Regions from separate parts of the Mus musculus genome. Here region 2 is linked to region 1. Evidence: chromatin contacts called from ENCODE Hi-C or POLR2A ChIA-PET data. All regions are on one chromosome and are shown on one strand. Each heading gives the region's core, a stretch centred on a gene start or an enhancer-like site at or near the end of the contact. The rest is flanking DNA. Distances are from core to core; before and after follow the strand shown.

Evidence for each region. Hi-C counts contacts between places; a loop is a spot of excess contacts on that map. ChIA-PET counts read pairs that join two places held with the same protein, here RNA polymerase II (POLR2A).
Region 2: a loop to region 1 is called in a map of gastrocnemius, with 3 times the contacts of the local background. The contact joins the promoter of Lrp12 here to the enhancer-like site in region 1. A Hi-C loop is called at or near these places in 8 of 37 maps with a recorded cell type or tissue (T-helper 17 cell, adrenal gland, gastrocnemius and 2 more). POLR2A ChIA-PET finds 5 or more read pairs at or near these places in 2 of 5 experiments (both embryonic stem cell).

The regions. Positions count from the first base shown.
Region 1 is chr15:39,905,148-39,909,858 of GRCm38, forward strand. The region is part of intron 1 of Lrp12 (low density lipoprotein-related protein 12); the gene reads right to left. Among named protein-coding and RNA genes, the nearest start is that of Lrp12, 36 kb to the right of the region's middle. Within about 2 kb of position 2,722, at least 3 of the 3 ENCODE cell types and tissues checked have a DNase peak (open chromatin) inside an H3K27ac peak, as active enhancers do; they include gastrocnemius, heart and left cerebral cortex, where a contact is called at or near this core.
Region 2 is chr15:39,941,423-39,946,133 of GRCm38, forward strand. It overlaps Lrp12 (low density lipoprotein-related protein 12), which reads right to left and starts at 2,572. Exons shown (of 7, transcript NM_172814.4): 1 at 2,182-2,572. The coding sequence starts at 2,260.

The DNA.
Region 1 (4,711 bases), core at 1,472-3,971:
TAAGGTACATCCCCCCTTCTTTCTGGTATAGACGGCCCGTTGGTTTTCAACTTTTGTCTTTCTTCTCTTACTGTCTAGATCTGAACCACAACAGTCAGGAAGGGCAGAGGAAGGGTGAGCTACCTGAGCGACAATCAGAAAGTGAAAGCAGAGTTCTTTCTGGTTGAATAAGGAGAAAACTGCAACATTATAACTAACAATTTTTCTTTCTCGAGCTACACAACACTTTTTCTCAGACCCTAGAGCAATAGCTGCTCATACCATGATAGTTGAATAAATGAGATGTGTCAAGGCATGTAGCACTAAACAGCCATTCAGTTTTTTCCAACTGTATAAAGTGAAGAATTACTACTGAATAAGATAATACTAAGAAAAGCACACTTAGTCAACTATAGCTCTATTAATCACATGAAAAGAACTGCTATGTTGCCTCAGAAACAATACAGCAGGAGTGAATGCAAATCTGGCTCACTTATTTTACACTGTGGGGCAACACCATACATGCTCCATTTCTTTTGCCCAGCCAAGTAAATCGTAGGGCCACTAGCAAGTGTGCATCCACTGTTTTACCACATACAACTTACTTATTTTAAAGAAGAAGAAACAAAATGAGAAACACATTCAATAAAGCAACTACCATAGTTTGTCAAAGGCAGCGCCCACTGCCCAAACCTTTGCACTCCACGCCCCGAGAACCCGAATGAGCAGAAAGCTGGAGCAGCAAGGCAAGGTCTGGCTTAGGCCTTCTATGATGCACAGCTACAAATTACAGCTGTGCTTCTGACATCCTTATGGGCAAATATAAAACTGGATTTTAGTGTTAGACATACATTCTGTTAAACCTTTTCCCAGGACAGTAAACAAGCACAGGCTGAGGAAGAGAAGTGGGTGCCACGGGCTCTGGACTAGATGGCCATGCCCTCAACACCAGCACTGTCGCCTGCTGCGCAGGTGAGCACAGGTGCCTCGATTATCCCTAAGACAAGGAAACCCATCACAGGGCTTAATGGAATCCTAAAAAGAAAAAACTGTCTAAATCTATCAATGTACAAACGTGTAAATTGATAGAGCTTTATAATAAAGTGTTTAAGAAACTGAAATAAGTAGCCAGATGTAGTAAAGTTTTGAAAAAAGTCTCAAAATATTAGACTATGATCTAATTTTAACTTTAAAATCATGTACATATAGCCTTCAACATTCATATTTATATAGCCATGTTACATACATACATGTGTATGCAAACCCTGGTAAGTCTAGGGGTAAGTAAAACTGTAAACTCCAGGAACAGGTCAGACAGATAAATTCTGTACACTTAAACAAGGACTGAATTTGTTATACATAGGCACAGAGTTCTTGAAAAATATTATTCATATTATATAAAAAATAGAAAATGAGAGAACAAATATTGCTTATTCCTTATCATTCTTGGGGAATAAAAATGTGTGTATGTACAGCAGTTAGTTATTAGACTTACATGCACACGCGCGCACGCACACGCACACGCACACACACACACACACACACACACCCCACTAGGTCCTATTCTTGGGAGTGGGGAGCTGGAGGAAGAAGCTGGGGGCAGCAGTGGGATAAAGCTGGGTTCAGCTATTTTGAACCCTGGGGACTAGCACAGAACATGACATAAATAGAGATATTCAGTCTCTAGCTGCTCAAATAAAGAGTACTTGACATTAAGTAAGAAGTATGCAAAGTCCTGGCTCCCAAAGGGCTGACACTCTCTTGAGAAAATAATGCAAGTGTCCTACTCAGGACGGAATGAGAGACTTTCTATCAAAACACAGAATGGTGTGTTCACTAGTTTCCCATATCAGCCAATTCAATTGGAAACCACAGACATTGAGAATTGCATAAGAAATGTGAACCTATACATGATGTAATTACAGATCTATTTGAAAAAAAAATGCAAGAGAGAAAACAGAGAATTGGTGAAAGGTGGGATGTGAAGGGACCATGATGTACCCAGAAGAAAATAAACAAAACTAAGATGCTCACACGGAGCTCCTCCTATAGGTCAGGACAGGAACTGCAACATGCCAGTAAGTTGTTGAACAGTTTAAGAAGCTGGGGGTAAAGGTTAACTAACTCAGGGACGAGATGTCAGTCTGTGATGTAAGTTGGAGATTGCCTAGACAAGAGGAACAAATCAGGTGAGCACTGCTACTGCACAGGATTTCTGCCTGGAGACTTCCTGGTCCATGAACACCCAGCAGAGCAGGGACACCTTGCTAGGCCAGGGGAACAGAAACTGGACTAGAGAGGCAACAGCACTATTCCGAGCATCATAGATTGAAACCTTGTAAAAAGATTACCCCCAAATGTGCATCAGGGTCCCTCTCTTAGACTAATCTGCATATGTGACAGATCAAGAGCTGCTACAAGGCAAAAGTTAAAACACTTCTAGGTCACCCACTGAAGAAGTTCTTCTCTGAGTGTGGACGAGGTCTCAGGTGGAGCTCCAGATAAAGGTCCAGGCAGCCAGCACACCCACAGCGTATGGCAGGGCCGAGTGCTTTAACTGGAGTTGACAGCAAGCCAGCACATTCTCCCCAATGGCCTGCTGTTAGGTAAGCAAGTAAGTTCTATCCCTGGCAACCAATCAGGGAGAAAGAACTGACGCCTGCAAGTTGTCTTCTGAACTCTACACTTGAGTTGTGTGTGAGCCCAAACCGCTCTAATCCTGCTGGCCACACACTGCTGCCTTAATCAGCCTAACGAAGCAGCTGCAGCAGTTCCATCTCGCCCACAGGACGGCAGAAAGCCAGCCCCACCATTCTGTTTACAGTTGTCAAAGTCACATGACCAGCTTTTCACAGCAAAATGGAATGGCAGGGCAGTCCTGAACTGAGGGGTGAGGTGTTAATTTCTCTAAAGCACACTGGGGCATGGTTAAGTAGAGAAAAGGGATCGCCAGATGGCTGACAGGTCAGGCTACAAACTGCAGCATTTTTCTTTCAGCTGGAATCCCATCCCTTCCTTAGAATTCACATAGCTGAGGCTCATTTTCAATTTAAGTTCCTCTAGTCCTTCATTCATTTGCCGAAGTTTTGCAAAATGGCACAGCCTAATTAAATTAATGCAGCAGTGAAGCTTGGGGGGATCATGCTAGTGAGAGGTGACTTTAAAACTGTGGTCAGTATTCTGCATCGTTTAGTGACATAACAGACTTGGGCATTAGCCACAAAAGTCAGTAAAAAAGAGGCAAACACTGGCTCCCAAAAGTTGAACTCCAACAAGGAAAGTGAATTTGAGCAAGCCTTTACTTAACAGAACTATGACACAGAACTTTCTACAAAGATGAACACACACCAGAGACATTATCTAACTCTGGCAGCCATTTGGCACATGTGGCTATTGGTCATTTGAAATGTGGGCACTGTACCATAACAAGTAAGTTAATTTGATTTAATTGTAGTTAATTCAACTTTAAATTTAAAATAGCCCCTGTGGCTAGTAGCTATGTAACCTTGGTTCTAAATCCGATTATCAATTTATAGAGAAGGCAGAGGACAGGGAACATCTTTAATTACATTACTGAGATACACTTGGCAAACTCCAGGATGAAAATTGTAAAAACAGTTTCTTTAAAGAATATTTGGTGATTTACAAAAACACCATTCAAAAGGCTGTGATTTGAACTTACAAACTGGAAAAAGCTTTAATGAATTTAAATTTGAACCTAGCTGGATCTTTTAATAAAACTGAGGGAGTTTTATTTAAAACTAACAATAAACTAAGATGATTAATAGTTATTAAGAATGAAAGCACTTTGTCCTTTAGAGGTGAATTTTAAAATATTAAAATCAGAATAGACATTGCCTCAGGGAAAAAGGATGGAAAAGGATATTCCAAGGAAATGGCCCTAAGAAGCTGGTGCAGCCACTTTAATATCCGACAAAATAGACTTCAATCCAAACTAACCAGAAGAGACAGGGAAGGATGCTACACACTCAGCAAAGGGAAAACCCACCAAGAGGACAATGGAATTCTTAACATCTGGTACTAAAAACAAGAGCACTCAAGTTTGTAAAAGAAACACAACTACAGCTAGTACCACATACTAAACCTCACGCAGGGATAGTGAGAGGCCTCAGTACTGACTCCCACCATGGACCAATCATCCAGAGACCAGCTAAACAGAGAGAGGCTGAAGCTAACTTATACCATAAACCAAACAGACCTGCGAGACATTTACAGAGCCTTTAACCCAACCACAAGAATACACCATCTTCTTAGCAACTTATGGAGCTTTCTCCAAAGTTGATCATATACTCAGACACAAAGTAAGTCTTAACAGATATAAAAAAAAATTGAAATAAACCCCTGAATCCTATCTGACCACCATGTATTAAAGCTGGATATCAACAGAAACTATAGAATGCATGGATACTCTTTTGTGCACTATGTAAAAGAGTCATCTGTTAGTAAAAAGCTGATGGCCTATTAGCAAAAGGCAGGAAGTACAAAGTGGAAGTTCCAATAGAGAGACTGGAACTCTAGGAGATAGTCAGGTACAGAAAGACTCACCCCAGACATGGAATAAGTCTGACATATGAAACTGAGGAGAGGTGAACTAACCAGCCACGTGGCAGACATGGAATAATATAAAATTCTCAATAGAAACCTTCAAACTGAATCCAAGAACACTTTCAAAAGGTCATCTACCATAATCAAGTAGGCTTCTTCCCAGAGA
Region 2 (4,711 bases), core at 1,322-3,821, 36 kb after region 1:
CCCAAATCTGGGTGAGGAAACAGAAACACCCGGGTGTGCACGCACTCGAGCACACCCCCTCCCACTCCCACCCAACACACACTCGTGCACACTCGTGCACAGCTGTACAGAGAATGTCCCTGGCTTCAGGACGAAGAGTTTCTTTTAGCTCTGTCAGTACAGTTCAATATTTTGCCCATCTCACTGCCTCTTATTTCCTTATCATTTGAAACTCAAGTGGTTGGAGACATCAACCTTTGGAATTATCACCTGACAGCTTTATAACCGTGATCCCACAATGGTGGAAAAAGGAGTTTTGGCCTTTGACTTCAATTCCTCACTGAACACAAACACCTTTGTAAAGTACCTACCAGAAGTCCACTGTGTATTATAAATGAATACATCAGGACCAATACTGCTTTACAGCCTCTTTATCTCTGAAGGCAAAGGATCTTTATTTCAAACACCAATGGCATGAGTTTTCCTGAAGACTCAACTTATTTATTTAGTCTGATCAGACATCACATAAACTCAATTCTGATAACAGTGCAGAGCATACACAACTGGACATTCCTAATCACCCTAGATTAAAGAGTCCTCTCACTCTCCTTTCTCCTGGGCCATTATACCAAACCTAGAGCAGGACTTACTCACCTCCAGGCTAGAAAACAAACAACATAATAGCTTATTGATCTCTGGTGTAGACCCAAACCCACAGGTCATCAGCCAAGCAGGGATGGCACTAACGGTGAACAGTCAGGTCCCACACAAACACATCACTGACAGTTACTACATCAAATGTGGATAAGCCCATCACCTGATCAGAACAAAATAACACACCACGTGTGAACTACACTGAAAATATTACTATTTCTTAGCCATCATGAAATGCCAATTTACATTCATTATATTTTTCATATAATGAGAATTCTCAAGGTTTGAAAGTTACCATCATATTTAATTCCACAGATAAATACTTTCGAGATAGGGTTTCTCTGTATAGCCCTGGCTGGCTGTCCCAGAACTCACTCTGTAGACCAGGCTGGCCTCGAACTCAGAAATCCGCCTGCCTCTGCCTCTGCCTCCCAAGTGCTGGGATTAAAGACAAATACTTTCAAAAGAGGTGCTACCATATGCTGGGGAATTATATGCTACAGAAACCACCGCCACTATACTACTGAATTAGTATTTGTGGCAAATGAAGTGGACTTTTTATAAGTAAAAATACCCGCCCCCCCCCCCGTAGCTTCTGTTTGTTTTTCTGGAGAAATCAAACCATTACTCCAAAATGGAAATGTTAATTGTGTTCTCTGCAATATCCATTCAAGGAGTTAACTCATGAGAACTAAGAATGGTGAAGTCAGAGCCCAAGCTGAGGTCTCAGTGGTGAGCAGTCCTCTTAATTTCCTTTAGTTCTAGTTCATACAAAGCACGGTCGTGACACACAATCAGACTGCAATCCGTAAAGTAGTGTCCCTAACCAGATCGCAGACCGGAATGAGGCAAGAGTCACAACAGCATCAGAGGGCACAGATGAAATGATAAGTGAACTGGGAGTCAAGGCAGACTTGTACGTCCCAATAGAGAAAGACTGAGGTGGGGCTGGAAACTATTTTCTGGCCTTCTCTCCAGTGCAGCTACTGGGGAACGAGATCCTACACGCCCGAGACCCACAGAGCCCCAGGCGCAGAGGTGGAGGGGTGGGAAGGAAGCAATCGGGGTGCTTTTGGAGGGAATGGGGACTAAGAGAGATGGGCACGACAGCAATTTCACTGAGAAGAGAACTTCCTGCCTCGGGAAGGATCTGGGACAGGACCGTCCCGGAGGCGACCTCCCCTTCGTAGTCTCACGGTCACATCTTTGTGCGCGAGGACTGTACAGCCGGCAGCGAGCGCTAGAGGAGCGAGCCGCCGGGGGCCTCGCGCCGGGCTGGGGAGTTTTCCCGCACGCCGTCGCTCCGCAGGGACCCCTGGCTCGGACCGGCCCGCCTCCATCGCTCCGAAGGATCGGCGGCGGCCAGAGGACCCCAGCATCCCCGCGGGCAGACAACCCTCCCCGCACCATCCCGCGTGGGTCTTTGTCCCGTCGGCAACCCAGGTCTCCCCGGGTCGCCCAAGCACAGCCCGTCCTGGAGGCCCGGGGGGCCCCCGGGGTCGCCCCAGCTTTGTTCGGTCAGAGGGGCGCAGGGAGGTGGACACTTACCGTACACCCCAGCGAGGAAAAGCAAGAGCCACGCCGACCCCCGCCGCTGAGACTCTTTTGTGCTCCAGCGACGGGCCATACCCACGGCAGATGGAGGGAGCGAGGAGATGGAGGAGGAGGAGCTGGGGCCAGACGCCGCCGCCGCCGAGCCCCTGGCTGCTCCCTGCGCGCTCCGCGGCGGCGGAGGGGGAGGGGCGGGGCCGCCCGCGCGCGCTCCCTCCCGCCGGCCCTGCGTCGGTCGCGCGAGCCCCTAGCGGGCCGGCCTTCCCGGGGGCAGGGACGCGCAGCGCGCGCGCCAGCCGCAGGCGACAGGGCCGGCAACTGCGGGGCTCCGGCCTCGCGCCGCACAACCAGCCGGCGCCGCCACCCGCCAGACTGAGCGCGAGCCGGCACCGGCGCTCATCCGTGCACTCGGCAATCCCCTGGCCCGCCTGTCTTGGTTCCCGCCCCGCGCTTCCCTGGACTCGGCCGAGCTCGGGCGGATTTCGCCGCGCCTGGAGCCGGAGTAGCGAGGCAGTGCCAATCGATGTGCGAGCACGCGAACGCCGGCCGCTGGGTTCCAGGGGCTCGAGGGCTGGAGTGGGGAGTAAGGAGGGGGGAGCGGGACGGCGGGGATGTGCTCTGACCGAGCTCCGCCGCAGTCCCCGGCCTTGGTGTTGTGCCCTCCCCGGAGATCCTCTAGGCTGATGAGCTACGCGTGGAGGGAAGAGGGGTGGGAACTTAGAAGTCCGTTGCTAAGACCCCCGACCTTGCCGGCTCCGCTTGAATTTGGCTCTGAAAGAGTGAATGGGTCGTAGGTCCCTGTGGATAACCTGATGTAGAATCTCAGCCAAAGGATCTGGGGATACATCCGGCCGGGCTACAGGGTCTGTGCTTCTAATCTGGCAGGGAAGACGCAGGAGACCCTTTTGACACTCGGGTGGGGTGGAGTGGACCTGGGACGTGGAAAGAGGGATATCCCTGACCCCCCCCCGCCCCCCCCCGCCCTAAGCCTCTTCTCAGCTCCTAACAAGTATGACACTTCTTTCCCTTAAGTACCCATAGAGCTTCTGTCTGTAGTGACACACTGGCACTTCCACCTTTTTAAAGTGTCGTCTGCACTGTTTTGCCTGCTGTCCTTGCCATTTACAGGCACTGTCCACTATTCGCTGAAGATCAGCAGTGCCCTATGCTGTACTGTTGACACAGGCTATCTTTGTTTCCCGACAATCTTGTGAGATGAATATTATCCACGTTTTAGATAAGCTAATGAGACTCAAAGAGGTTAAATTATCCCAAAGGAGTTATCAAGTAAATCTACGGACTTTGTTTCCCCCATCCCAAAGTCAAGCACTTTCACACTAGCAGGAAACTCAAGCAAAATGCTTAGTACCCATCAGTTACATTAAATTTTAGTATATGCCTGGGGAGGTACATTAGAGTTTTCCTGTATCTCTTGCTTATTTGACCCTTTAGTGACCCCCTGAAATTATATGTCAGAAGAGAAAAGTTAATGCTTAAGAAATCTTTTACAAGATGGCAATAAACAAAAGTCCTGAACCGGGATTTTTTTTTTCTATTCTTTTTTGAGAACACAGCAATTTTGTTGTTCCTGATTCTGCAATCAGCAGATATGATTCCTTGTTTTATGACACTACACTCTGATCGCTGTTTTTGTTTGTTTGTTTGTTTTGTTTTTTGTTTTTTCCCAGAGCTTTTTCTGTTCATTGAATTTGTGTCAGGCCACAAACACAATGAAAAAGTAGACTGTACTGCATTCGTCTCCCACCCCATCACTTTCAGTACCATTCAAGGAACTCTGTCCCAAGAGGAGACACATGGTGCCCCCCACCCCCAGGACCCTTTCGCCTGCACTCCTCCACAAACACTTGTTCATCTACTGAGTGGCCTCTTCGACTGTCAAATAATCAATCTTTTGTTTTCTAAGCCCCTTTAGCCTTCTTAAATTTTAATGAGGACTCTGGAGAACTTCTACTTAGAAATTAAAATGGAAGCTTTAACTATTTTTAGTTCTTTTCAAATAAAACATAAGAATCCATGTTACCATCTCTAAAGCAAATAGGAAAGTGGTGTAGTTTCTCTCTTTGCAGACCTTCCTTGTGTCTGTCTGGCTGAAAACATCTGGATTCCCATATCTGTTTCCGAAGCCAATCTGTTACAGTATGTTGTTTTGGTTGAAGTATATTAAGAAATTTAGACCAAAAAACAAACAAACAAAAAACAGGCAGTGGTGGCGCACACCTTTAATCCCAACACTTGGTAGGCAGAGGCAAGCAGACTTCTGAGTTTGAGGCCAGCCTGATCTACAGAGTGAGTTCCAGGACAGCCAGGGCTATACAGAGAAACTCTGCCTCGAACCCCACCCCCACCCCCGAAAAAAAGAAAGAAATTTAGAATCATAGAGATCTGCAAATTGCAAAAAACAAAACAAAAACAAAACAAACAAAAAACAAAACAAAAAACAAAACAAAACAAACTTCCTTGAAATAGTCTCAAGAACACCTCTACCAATACAGGCTATGCAACGCCA